Linked DNA regions of Mus musculus: region 1 is linked to region 2. Evidence: chromatin contacts called from ENCODE POLR2A ChIA-PET data. All regions are on one chromosome and are shown on one strand. The core of a region is the stretch at or near the end of the contact, and the rest is flanking DNA. Distances in the headings are between cores, read along the strand shown. Region 1 overlaps Sgsm2 (small G protein signaling modulator 2). Region 2 holds the start of Mnt (max binding protein).

Region 1 (5,829 bases), core at 2,382-4,881, 46 kb after region 2:
TACCCTGCCTGGGCTATGATGTAGAATAGAAACCTTGAAGGACAAAGATGGAGAGATACAGGAAGTCAGGTTTACTGCTATTATGTTGCTGGTGGGAGGGTTAGTGACATCATTCCTATTTAGCAATTTGGTATTTTCAATGAAAGGTGCAGAAAACCTTTGGCCCAGCAATCCTTCTTCTGGGATTTTTTCCTAGTGGTGTAAGTGCACAATTAGTTATACTAGTAAAGAACTAGAAACCACCCATGTGTCCATCAGCAGGGGTCAGGCCAAATAAATATGGTTTGTTCACACAGGAGAGTAGCATTCAGCTCTAAGAAACAATGAGATGCTCTCTAGGAACCAACAGGGGAAACTTAAAAAAGCAAGGTACAGGATGGTGTCACTGCATGGCACCTTCTGCTTACAAAGAGTGGGCAGAGCCAGGTGTGGTGGCTTATGCCTGTAAAGTCTGGTACTCCTGGGCTACACAGTGAGTCTCTGTGTGAATCATTTTAAAATAAAGGAGGCAGCATGGGCCCGAGACAGGCTCTCATGTGGCCTAGAGATCTCTAAGCTTCTAACCCTCTGCTTCTCCCTCCGGAGTACTGAGATGACAGGTGTGTGCCGCCATGTTTACTCACATCTTTATTGGGTTTTAAAAACAGTAACAATAGGCTAGAGAGATGCCTCAGCCATTAAAAGCTGGGCTCACAACCAAAACTAGTGACATAACCAACCCTCTAACTGGGTACCCACGCAAAGGTGCTGTGTGTTGGGGAGGGGGGGCGTGAATGCTGCAGGGAAAGGGGTGCTACTTTCATATAGCTTTGATTTCAGAAGCAGGTAAATAAGTTACCAGCTCAAGATGATACTAACAATAGAGTAGGTGACCACCAACGGTTCCCAGGGTGAGGTGATGCTGGAGACCCTCTCCAGTCTTGGGGAGAATCAACCCCAGATGCTTGCTCTGGCCGTAGCACCTACCCACTCTCTCCCCAGCTCCTGCAGCAAATGGTTTCCATCCTCACGCTTAGCCAGTACCTGCTAAAATCTGCAGCAGGTAACCTGAGCCTGGCAGGGAGAGAAACAGTTCTACGTGCTATGACAAGCCTGAGTCTCAGGCACTCACAAAAATGGACGGAAGCTAATACAGTGGTTGGGAAGGGCCCTCAGAAACAGGGAAGACGTCAGGAAGGTCTATGAGATGAGTCCACCTTGTGACTCAGGCGCATATACATTTGTATTTCCATCTCTGCTCAGCAATTAAAAGTCCTGGCAACTGTGGCACTTACTAAATGGCCTTCAGAGGACTACCCAGTTGTGCTAGGAGAGGGATCCAGCACTCACAATTAGCACAGCACCGCAGGAAGCTGGCCTAAGGACCAAGAGGAGTTGAGGAAGGTAAGCGTGGAGAGAAGCAGGCACACTACCTCTGGCTCAGTTTCACCTTTCTCCCCAATGCCATCTGTGCAGTGGGGGAGTTGGGTTGTAGTTGCCATGGAGAACCTGAGGGAGGAGAGTGTGGGTGGAGCAGTCATCCACAACCTGGTCCTGGAGCTGTGGGGGCAACACCCAGAGCAGAGTTTTGCTGTACTGGTCCAGGCTGGTGACAGTGGAGACAGGCGGAGCTGGCTGGCTGGCAGGGGAGGGGATGGAAGGAGTGGAGCAAGCTCCCAGTGGAACTCTGAAACTGCCACAAGTTGGAGCTTGGCTGCAGGTGGAGCAGGAGCCGCAGAAAGGCTGCCCTCAGGCACCACGGGCCTCTCTTCCCCCAGCTCCCTCTCTTTCCACACCTCAGATCTCTGATTACCCATTTCTGCCCTGGGTTTGGTAATGACAGCCTGCACTCACAGTGGACATCCTCCCTCTGTTTGGGACACATTTTCTCTCATCCTACAAGGTGATACTGACTTTACTTCAACTCTGGGGCCCTCAGCTTTGCTCAACTCCCCAGATAAGACAACAACATTCCCCTATAGATTTGCTGAGGAGGAGAAAGAATTGGTCTGGCTTTCTGGAATAGAGGTGAGAAATGAGAACCAGGCCACAGGCGCTCATTTGCCTTGCCCTAAAGGGACAATGTGACAAGAGACACAGCCTTCCTCTGTGCAAAAGCTGACCACATTTCCGCAGTGGCAAGAGTCCCACTATCTCCTAGAGTCTTTGGTCACCATGTGCCCTGTCAGATGACTGTGGCTGTGATACTACTCTACAATGTCCCTGTTCCTCTAGACTCCGTTCCTGGGTAGACCCCAGAGGCCAGCAACCAATCTGTGTAGCACAAACTTTTGGATCAAGACAGCCCCTGAGAGCTGCATGTCCCAGCTTATCCTTCTCCTTAAAACTCATTTGGTTGAGGGAGATTTCAAGCATACACAAAAGTAAGGCTCTCCCATAGACCTACTGCTCAATTTAAAATAGCTAACAGGTATCAGTTGAATTTTATTTCAGCTAAACCACATGTAACTAGTTTTTATTTATTAAGATAGGTTTTTTTTTTAATTGATTGATTGAGATAAGGGTTCTCTGTGTTATCCTAGCTAGCTGTCCTGGAATTCACTCTGTGGACCAGGCTGGCTTTGAACTCAGAGAGATGCACCTGCCTCTGCCTCCTGAGTGCTGGGATTAAAGGTGTGAGCCACCATGGCCAGCTTTATTTTTGGATTATTTGAGGTAACTTTTAGACTCTTGACCCAACTAATATACATACCTTTACTGAACAACAATAACGACTTTTCCCCCTTTTTTGGAACCAGTCTTGCTGTATTACTTTGGCTAACCTAGAACTCATGTTGACCAGGATGGCCTCAAATTCACAGTAGTTCTCCTGTTTATACCTCCCCAATCTGGGTGCTAGGATTATAAGTGGATCATAATGTCCAACCCTAATATCAATTACTCGATATGATTCATTTCCTTCCCGATTGTGTGCCCAGATTTCAGATTTCCCCAGGTAGCCAGAACATGGACTCCTAGGAACCCCGGGTTATTTCTGAGGAAGGTTTCCGGCGACGGTTCGAGAACAAGGTGTCCCTGGATACCACGTTACATGCTTTGCTTACATGGCTCTTTTTGAGTTTTTTTATCTCCAGAGCCTGATCACTGAGCTAACCACCCACCCCTAGCCCCGAGGAGCTCTTCCAGTGCTGGAATTTATCTTCTGGGGACAGGCTCAGGGGAGAAAATAAACAACTAACTGGCTATGAGTTAGACATGAACAGCATGCAAACCTTGGTCCGTCTGACTCCAAAATCTCATCACTGGACCAAACCACATGACCTTGGCTAAGTTCTAGCACAGGAGGAAAGAAACCAGTTGCTTTGGACATCTGCCTTCCTTCCTTACCATAGCTGAAGAGCTACTTAACTTGTTCATTTCTGGATGGAAAGCAGAAGACAGTCTGAGAATAAGCTATTCACTGGATGCAGGAGGGAAAGAGTCCCTTTTGCTGAAAAGAGTCAGGCTAGCTAGCAACCGCCTGGAGTCTGAATCACAAAACGTGCAGAAGCATCTCTGGCTGCAGTATCTATCCCAGGTGGGATGCAACCTCCTGCAGCAGCTGCTGCTCTCCCGACTTATTAGTATCTCTTTGCCATTCCCCGAAGGAGCTCACTCGCGGCAGGGGAGATCTAACTGGCTAATGACAGCTGCTTAGCAACAGGGAGCTGGCTAATAAAGCCCTGTGTTATTCCCAGTTCCAGGCTCCACCCCCACTTCCCATTACGACTCAGCCTCAGTCTCAAGCAACCCTCAGGTCGGCCTAGGAAAGCAGCTGATTGAGAAGACAGGCTGGCCCGGCCCCACCCACAATGCAGCTGGTGTGAGACCTGCTCTTCAAAGTCAAAATCCTCTCTCAGCCACCTAAGGTTAAGTAAGATTCACAGGGCTGAGGGTAGAGCTCTAGGGTAGATGCTTGTCTAGCCTGCTTCAAGATCAAGGTTCAACCCCCAGCTACACAGACACACAGACAACAGACAGACAGACAGACAGACACACACACACACACACACACACACACACACACACACACCATACACCAAAAAAAAAAAAACCCCAGAAACAACTCTAGAGCCAGGCATGGTGGTGCACACCTTTTATTCCAGGCAGAAGCAGGCAGATCTCTGACTTTAAAGTTAGCCTAGTCTATATATTGAGTTTCAGGCCAGCCATGGATACTCAGTGGGGCCTTGTTTGTTTGTTTGTTTTAAATCCTAGTACTCAACTAGAAAGATACTGTTGTAGAGGGAGGTCAGGTTCAGAGAAACATATAGTTTCAAGGGTTGGTGCTTCAATGACCTCAAATCAGTTGATGGTAAGAGAAGAACTATGCATATAAGCACATTATTATTTCAGATGTAGGTTCAAGGCACAACTTGAGATAACTTGCTATTTGCTGCTGACTCTGAGTGCTCTGTTTATACATACTACGAGCACCTTCCTCCCACCATGGAAGGAGGTGGCAGGAGATACCAATCAATGGGGGTAAAGGCTGGGAGGTGGAAGAAATGTTGGCAAAGCCACAGAGAAAATACAAAAAAAAAGCGTTATTTGTTTCAACTAGCGATTGGACCCAGAATCTCAGATATGCTAAGCAAGTATACTCTGAGCTCCAGCCCAGCAGGAAGTCTTTTGTTTGTTTGAGATGGGGTCTCTCTGTGTAACCATAGCTGTCCTAGAATTCTCTCTGTAGACCAGGCTGGCCTTGAACTCAGAGAAGCCTGCCTGCCTCTATCTCCTGAGTGCTGGGACTAAAGGCATGTGCCACAACCACTTGGCTTTAAAATGTTTTAAATCACTTATTTAGTGTGTGTGTGTGAACATGCATGTATACCAACGTGCACATGTACAATCTACCATGTGGGGCCAGGGGCAGTGGAGGTGGTCATTTCCTTCGACCATGTGTGTTCTAGGGATACAACTTAGGTCATAAGGTTTGGCAGTAAGCAGTTTTACCCACTAAGCCATCTTCCAGTCAGGCTTGTCAGGCTTTAAACTCTTTTTTTTTTTTTTTGGTTTTTCAAGACAGGGTTTCTCTGTATAGCCCTGGCTGTCCTGGAGCTCACTTTGTAGACCAGGCTGGCCTCGAACTCAGAAATCCGCCTGCCTCTGCCTCCCGAGTGCTGGGAGTAAAGGCATGCGCCACCACGCCCGGCCTAAACTCTTTTTAAAAAAAAATTAAATTAAATGTGTGTGTGTGTTGTGCGCGCAAGCATGTATGAAGGTCAGAGGACAGCCTTGTAAGCCCAGTTCTCACCCCTTTCCTGGGGATTGAACTCACATCCTTGAGTGGCAAGTGTTTTTACCTGCGGAGCCATCTCCATACCCCTTCTTTTTAAAAAGATTATTCTTTTTAATTATGTGCATATGTGTGTGCACGCATCTGAACATGTGCATGTGACAGGCCAGAAGAGGGGGTTGGATCCCTTGGAACTGGAGCTACACGTGGTTTGTGAACCACCTGACCTGATGTGGGTGTTGGGAATAAAACTACAAGAGCAGCCAATGCTTGGGAGCTAGTGAGATGGCTCAGCGGTTAAGAGCACTGACTGCTCTCCCAGAGGTCCTGAGTTCAATTCCCAGCAACCACATAGTGGCTCACAAACATCTGTAATGAGATCCAAAGCCTTCTCTGTGTCTGAAGACAGCTGTAGTGTATTCATATTAAATAAATAAATAAATAAATAAATAAATCGAGAGAGAGAGAGAGCGCAGCCACTACGCCCAGCTCCTAAATTTTTAAAAAAAATTTTAAGGATTATTTTATTTTATGTGCATTGGTGTTTTGCCTACATGTAAGTCTGTGTGAGGGTGTCAGATCACCTGGAACTGGAGTTAAAGAAAGTTGTG
Region 2 (5,389 bases), core at 2,656-5,155:
AGAGGATCAGGCCAGTTTTCAACTTGACAGCTTGGTGACCTTTGATAAGATCACCTTTTCTTGGGATCTTAGACCTTGTAATCACGCTCTTCCAGCGGTGACATGCAGTGAGGAAGTGCAGGGAAGTAGGTTAGACAGGAGGAGGACGTAAGCTGTACCAGTTTGGGAAGGGGAAGTATAGACTCTGGGGAGCCTTCTTCACTGATGACTGGACAGATGGCCTCACAAGGGTACCTCTGCCAGCATAACTTACGATTATCCTGATGCCTTTAAGACTTGGGTTCAGGGTAGCCCAGCCCCAAACACACTTCATTTCTTCGATGTTGTTTGGTGTGTTTTGGAAACGGTCTCATTTTGTAGTCCAAGCAGGCCTCAAAAGCTGGGAAGCCATCCCTCTGCGTGAGCCCAGGTTTTGAGGTGGTAAGGTGTGAGCCACCATGCCTGGTTGGAGGAAATTGAGATCTAGGAGCCCGACTTAAACTTAGTATTTCATAGCCTGCAGTGCCTGGAGTAGTTGCATTGTCTCTTGCTGTATCCAATATGGAGAACAACAAAATGAATTCTTCCTGATGTGAGTGTACAAGCCAATGCTACCGTCTCACTAAAGATCACCTGGTCTTACCTATAAACATACTTAGCCAGTTGTCTGGCATGTGCTTGTTAAATGAATGTTACCTAGTGTATCCCTGAGCATAGCTGTCTAATGTCCCTTATTTATAGATGGCTCTTTCCCTTTGGCCTTGTTTTAATTATGACTGGTGAAAAGTTACCTAAAACTAATCAAGATACCAAGTCAAGGCTAAAAGGATGGGGCGTCTCCTAGAATAGTATGAATAGTGTGAATATGTGTGTATTGAGCTCCACACCCGTTCCCACATCCCATTGTGGTCAGGGAAGTCATTTCCTAGAGCACTGGAGCTGTAAGTGTGTGGCTCTGTCGGGATGAATGGTACGAGGACAGGAACTCAGCACAGACAAGGGAGGAAGGCTTGCTATGGAATGAGCAGTAGGCATTGAGGAATAGCACAAGACAGAAGGAAGGCGTTGGAAATCTGCATGAAAAAGTGATAGAAGATCCTGTTGCCCTCCTGACCCAGACATCCTCAGCAGCTAGAAAAGACACAACAGGACTTGAGTACGTTTTAGAAGATGGCTGGCTCTGGGATCATTCTCCAACCCAGCGAAGCTTTTGCTGAAACATCAAACTAGACTTTCCCTTGAGTGAATGTGCTTGCCAACTTATGCCCTGGCTCCACCCATTGGAACAGGAAACTAAAACAGCCCTCCCATTCATTTCCCTCTTCTGTGCCTCCCTCTAGGTGTCTCACCTCCCCACTGTCCACTCCTGAACTTCCAGAAACCTTGGTTGATGAGAAAAATCTGGTGGCCATTTTTAGGCTCCTAAAGGCAATAACAGGCCTTGCAAATGCCTTTCTAAATCCTTGGTTTTGCCTAACATCTCCTGACTGCTGTCCCCATGTGACCTAAATAAACATGATCATGTGAAGCCTGTAAGGCTGTTTGTTTTAAATAGCAAGCATCTCTGCTAAGCCCTGAAGCAGATGGGGTACTGGGGGCAAGGGAAAGGCCAGCATTCAAGTGTGCCTTCATTCCACTTTCACTTCCTCTCCCTGAGAGAAGGGAGATGCTTTCAAAATACTGCTCAGAAAAGTAATTTCTTTTTTGTCACAGAACTGGTCCTTCACAAGATTAGAAGCACTTGGCTTTGTATGATTGCTGTGGGCCACTTGAGGGAGACAGGACAAGCTGGACAGTTTGAGTGAATGGTGTTGGCTTCCATGCAAAACAACAACAAAAAGGCCGGTAGCGCCACCTCTGGCATCTCCATGTTCTGTAGTATGTGTAGGTCAGGTGCAATAACACCCAAAGCAAGTAGACACCAGGATGGAAAGGCAGAGCCTGCACCCCTGTAGGCTTCTAAGAAAAGGCTGCTTAACCTGTAGACAACTGGGCTCTCAAGAGTCTACCTTCTCACTAAAGATCACCTGGTCTTACCTATAAACATACTTAGCCAGTTGTCTGGCATGTGCTTGTTAAATGAATGTTACCTAGTATATCCCTAGTATTTTCCTTTGCTTTAGCTTCTTAGTGACACTGGACATTTGCATAAGAGTTATTCATGCTCAGGTTCACACGCTACAGTTCAATACATCAAGATCAAAGACTCCATTCAGCTGTGCCGGGTGTCTTTCTCTAGGATAAACCTGAAGGGGAAGGGAGACCCGCCACCCTCTTTTGTTCTGTGTTCCTGGCAGCTCCTGAAGTAGGCAGGTAATGTTGGATAGGTTGGATTGTCACGGTGGCCCGCTCTACGATCTTATGGTTGGGTTTCCGGTGCTGTGCGATGGAGCCCAAGATCCTGAAAGCACCGACTGGCATGTCTCCATTTCCCTTGCATTGGCTACCATGGAGGTTGAAGCATTAACAGGTAACTGACTATCCCTAGCACTGAGAGTAATTGCATCGGCTTCGTTGTGCCCATAATATTCTAGTGCTTTTCAATGCTAACTGTACGAATGGAGATTGTATGGCTTTCCACCAAAGAGAGTTCCAGATGTAGGATATTTTTGTTGTCCTAATCAAGAAGATGTAAGTGCTCAGCCCCCTTCCTGAACTGCAGTTTGATAGTTCTTCACTTTTGCGAGGACCCGAGGTGGTAAGAGGCAGCTGGCGGTTGAGAGAGGTCTGACTAGACTACGAGTTGCTCAATGAACAAGGAGCAGTTGGAGTAGTCCCTTCACTTGGGCCTCAGTTTTCTTACCTGCAAAGTGCAATGATTTGGGCAAGCTGACTTCAAAGATCTTTCTGACTGTACCTAGGGACAGTCCTAAGCCCTGCAGCCAAGATAAAGACTGACTGGCGAGCTTAGGAGAGTGCGCGGTTCCAACCCAACACAGTGAGCGACCCCGCCCCGCGCCCAGCGGGCCGCTAGGGTAGCGCGCGGCTTCCGCCCTCCACGTTGTTGTTCCTGATTTAGGCCACGCCTCCTCGGCCTGGGCTTTGGACGCTTCTCCTTTTGATTACTGGTGCCGGGGCCCAACAACGAGGTGCCCTCTAGAGTGGCACACTTTTAGTCCCCACCCATATCAGAAACCGGTGGACAAAGAATTTAGGAGAAGGGAAGTAAGCCCTGGTTTTGAATGGGAGGGTAATGTAAAGCAGGGGATGGACTGCGGAATTCCCCTGTAGGTGTCTCACCCTTCCGTCACCCGGTGGCCCTATCCGCACCCGCTAATACGACCCTGTAGACACTGTCCCTTTAAACCGAAGGCTGGCGGCGCGGGGTGTCCATGTGGAGCTGCTCCATGCCGTGTTGTCCTGCCCGCCCATTGGCGGGCGGCCTGGTGATGTAGCCTAATAGGATGCGAACGCACTGCGGGGGGAGGAACAGAGACAAAATCCGGAACGGGATCAGCTCTCCCGTCCCTCTGTCAGGACTCTAGCAGCCTGCTGTCAGCTCCGCCCAGGGGCGGATCCCGGGGGGAATTGCGACAGACCGGACGGCTGCGGGATTTAGGTCGTGTCTACGTGGGGCGAAGAGACCTAGGGGTCAGACTATAGGTCTCCCTGACCTGTGTCACCGCTGTCTCAGCTAACCGAAGCCTTGGGCTTCCCATTCTCTCAGCAAGGCAGATCCCGCCGTGAATGCCCTAAGCACGCAAACCCCGTTTAACTTGTGGCTGGCCACGGAGAGGAGGGGCAAGTAGGGAAAGCGGAAACAGCGAGGAAGCCTGGTTCCATCTTCTCACCCCCACCCAAGCCACGTGTGCGCGCGCGGTGGGCGGGGCCATCCCTGGCGCGGCCCCGCCCTCAGTGAGACGCCGCGGCCCTGCGGGCGGGGGCTCCGGTCCGGGCTTTGGCTGCGGCCCCGGTGTAGTAGCGGGGGCGGCGGCCGGGGGCAGCGCGGCTCCTTCCCTTGTTGTGTGTGTCGGTGCCTCCTCGCCATCTTGTTGCAAAGCCCTTTCTTGTCGGCGGGACTCCGGGGGCCGCGGGGCGGGAGGCATCGGAAGGGAGGAAGAGGAAGAAGGAAGGAAGAAGGCAGTGCCGCCTTTTTTATTTTTTGCATCAAAATTTTTTTAATTTGCAAATTTTTATTTTGCAAATATTTTGGGAGACATTGATTTTTCTCCCCGTGCTCCCCCGTTCTTTTCTGAGGAGTGCGCTGCGCCGCCCAGCCCTGTCGCCCCCCGGAGGTGATCCCTCCCTCCTGCCGGCCCGCCAGCCTGACCTGTGCTTGGCTCGCGGGCCGCAGCCTCGGCCCCGGCGCGCCCCCGGCTGCTCTCGCCGCGATGAGCATAGAGACGCTACTGGAGGCGGCCCGCTTCCTGGAATGGCAAGCGCAGCAACAACAGAGAGCACGTGGTGAGCGGCCCGGCTGGGCCCCTGGGGCACTGGGCAGAAGGGGAGGCCAGTGACCCCGATCCCTGAACCCACTGGAAATCGCAGGGAGGCCCCTCTATGGCGCGACCTAAAAAGCCGGGCACAAACTCCCCGCAAGAGCTGCCGTCCGGGAGGAGTGATGCGAACGTTGAAAATAATTAATGAATTCATTAACATGCAAAGAAGGACCCAGTTTCTGCGGGTACCACCCTAGCTGACTGGCACCCCCGTACACCTTCAGTGGGGGGCCCCTTAGTTGTGGGCGGGCGGCGCCCTCGCTACCATTGAGGATGTGTGAACCGGGGGATGGGGAGAGGGATGTTGATGTGTGGGGGTGGCAGACCCGCGTGTGCTTGCGTGTGAGCACCAAGATGATGTGTGATGGGAACCGGGGAAGAGCGGATGAACGGACCTGTACACGGGTGTGTTTGTACAGCACACGAGTGGGCGTGTGCGTAACTGAGTGGGGGTGGGGAATACTCTACGCCGAGCTGCTCTTCGGATTCCCTGGCCTGGGCTGGAGGGTGCGGGGAGCGCTCCCGGCAGATCTACGCGCTGCTTGGGGCGGAGGCGGCCTTTGCAGAATGAAATGACATCGCGTGTCTTATGATCCTGGCCAGCCCCGCCTGACCCCGCCTCCCAGAGCTGGGCTGGGTCGCACGTCTAGCTTTGGCTGAGAGCTGCGCTGATTGGGTGCATGTGAGTGTCCCGCGGGTCGCTGGGGGCAGCCCTAGGCCCCCCTGCCTTGCCCTGCTTTAGCCGGTGTGGAATGTGGCGTGTCTGCGCGTTTCAAACCCGCTCTTGGCTGGAATGTTGCGTGTGCCTGCGTCCCAAGCCCGTTGGTTACCCGGACTGCTGACGTAGTCAGGCCCCGCCCCCGACCACGTGCACGGGGGACACTCCCGCTGGGGACTGTGCGGCCCGGCCCCTCCTCACCGCCTCGCGGTTGCCTAGGGGCGGGGTCTGGGCGGGGCTGGCGAGGGGCCTG

Evidence for each region. ChIA-PET counts read pairs that join two places held with the same protein, here RNA polymerase II (POLR2A).
Region 1: POLR2A ChIA-PET joins it to region 2 with 14 read pairs in embryonic stem cell. The contact joins the enhancer-like site here to the promoter of Mnt in region 2. POLR2A ChIA-PET finds 5 or more read pairs at or near these places in 4 of 5 experiments (Patski and embryonic stem cell).

What each region holds. Positions count from the first base shown.
Region 1 is chr11:74,873,344-74,879,172 of GRCm38, forward strand. All of the region lies in intron 2 of Sgsm2 (small G protein signaling modulator 2), which reads right to left. Among named protein-coding and RNA genes, the nearest start is that of Mir6926, 8.1 kb to the left of the region's middle. Within about 2 kb of position 3,632, at least 2 of the 3 ENCODE cell types and tissues checked have a DNase peak (open chromatin) inside an H3K27ac peak, as active enhancers do.
Region 2 is chr11:74,827,019-74,832,407 of GRCm38, forward strand. It overlaps Mnt (max binding protein), which reads left to right and starts at 3,906. Exons shown (of 6, transcript NM_010813.3): 1 at 3,906-4,383. The coding sequence starts at 4,311.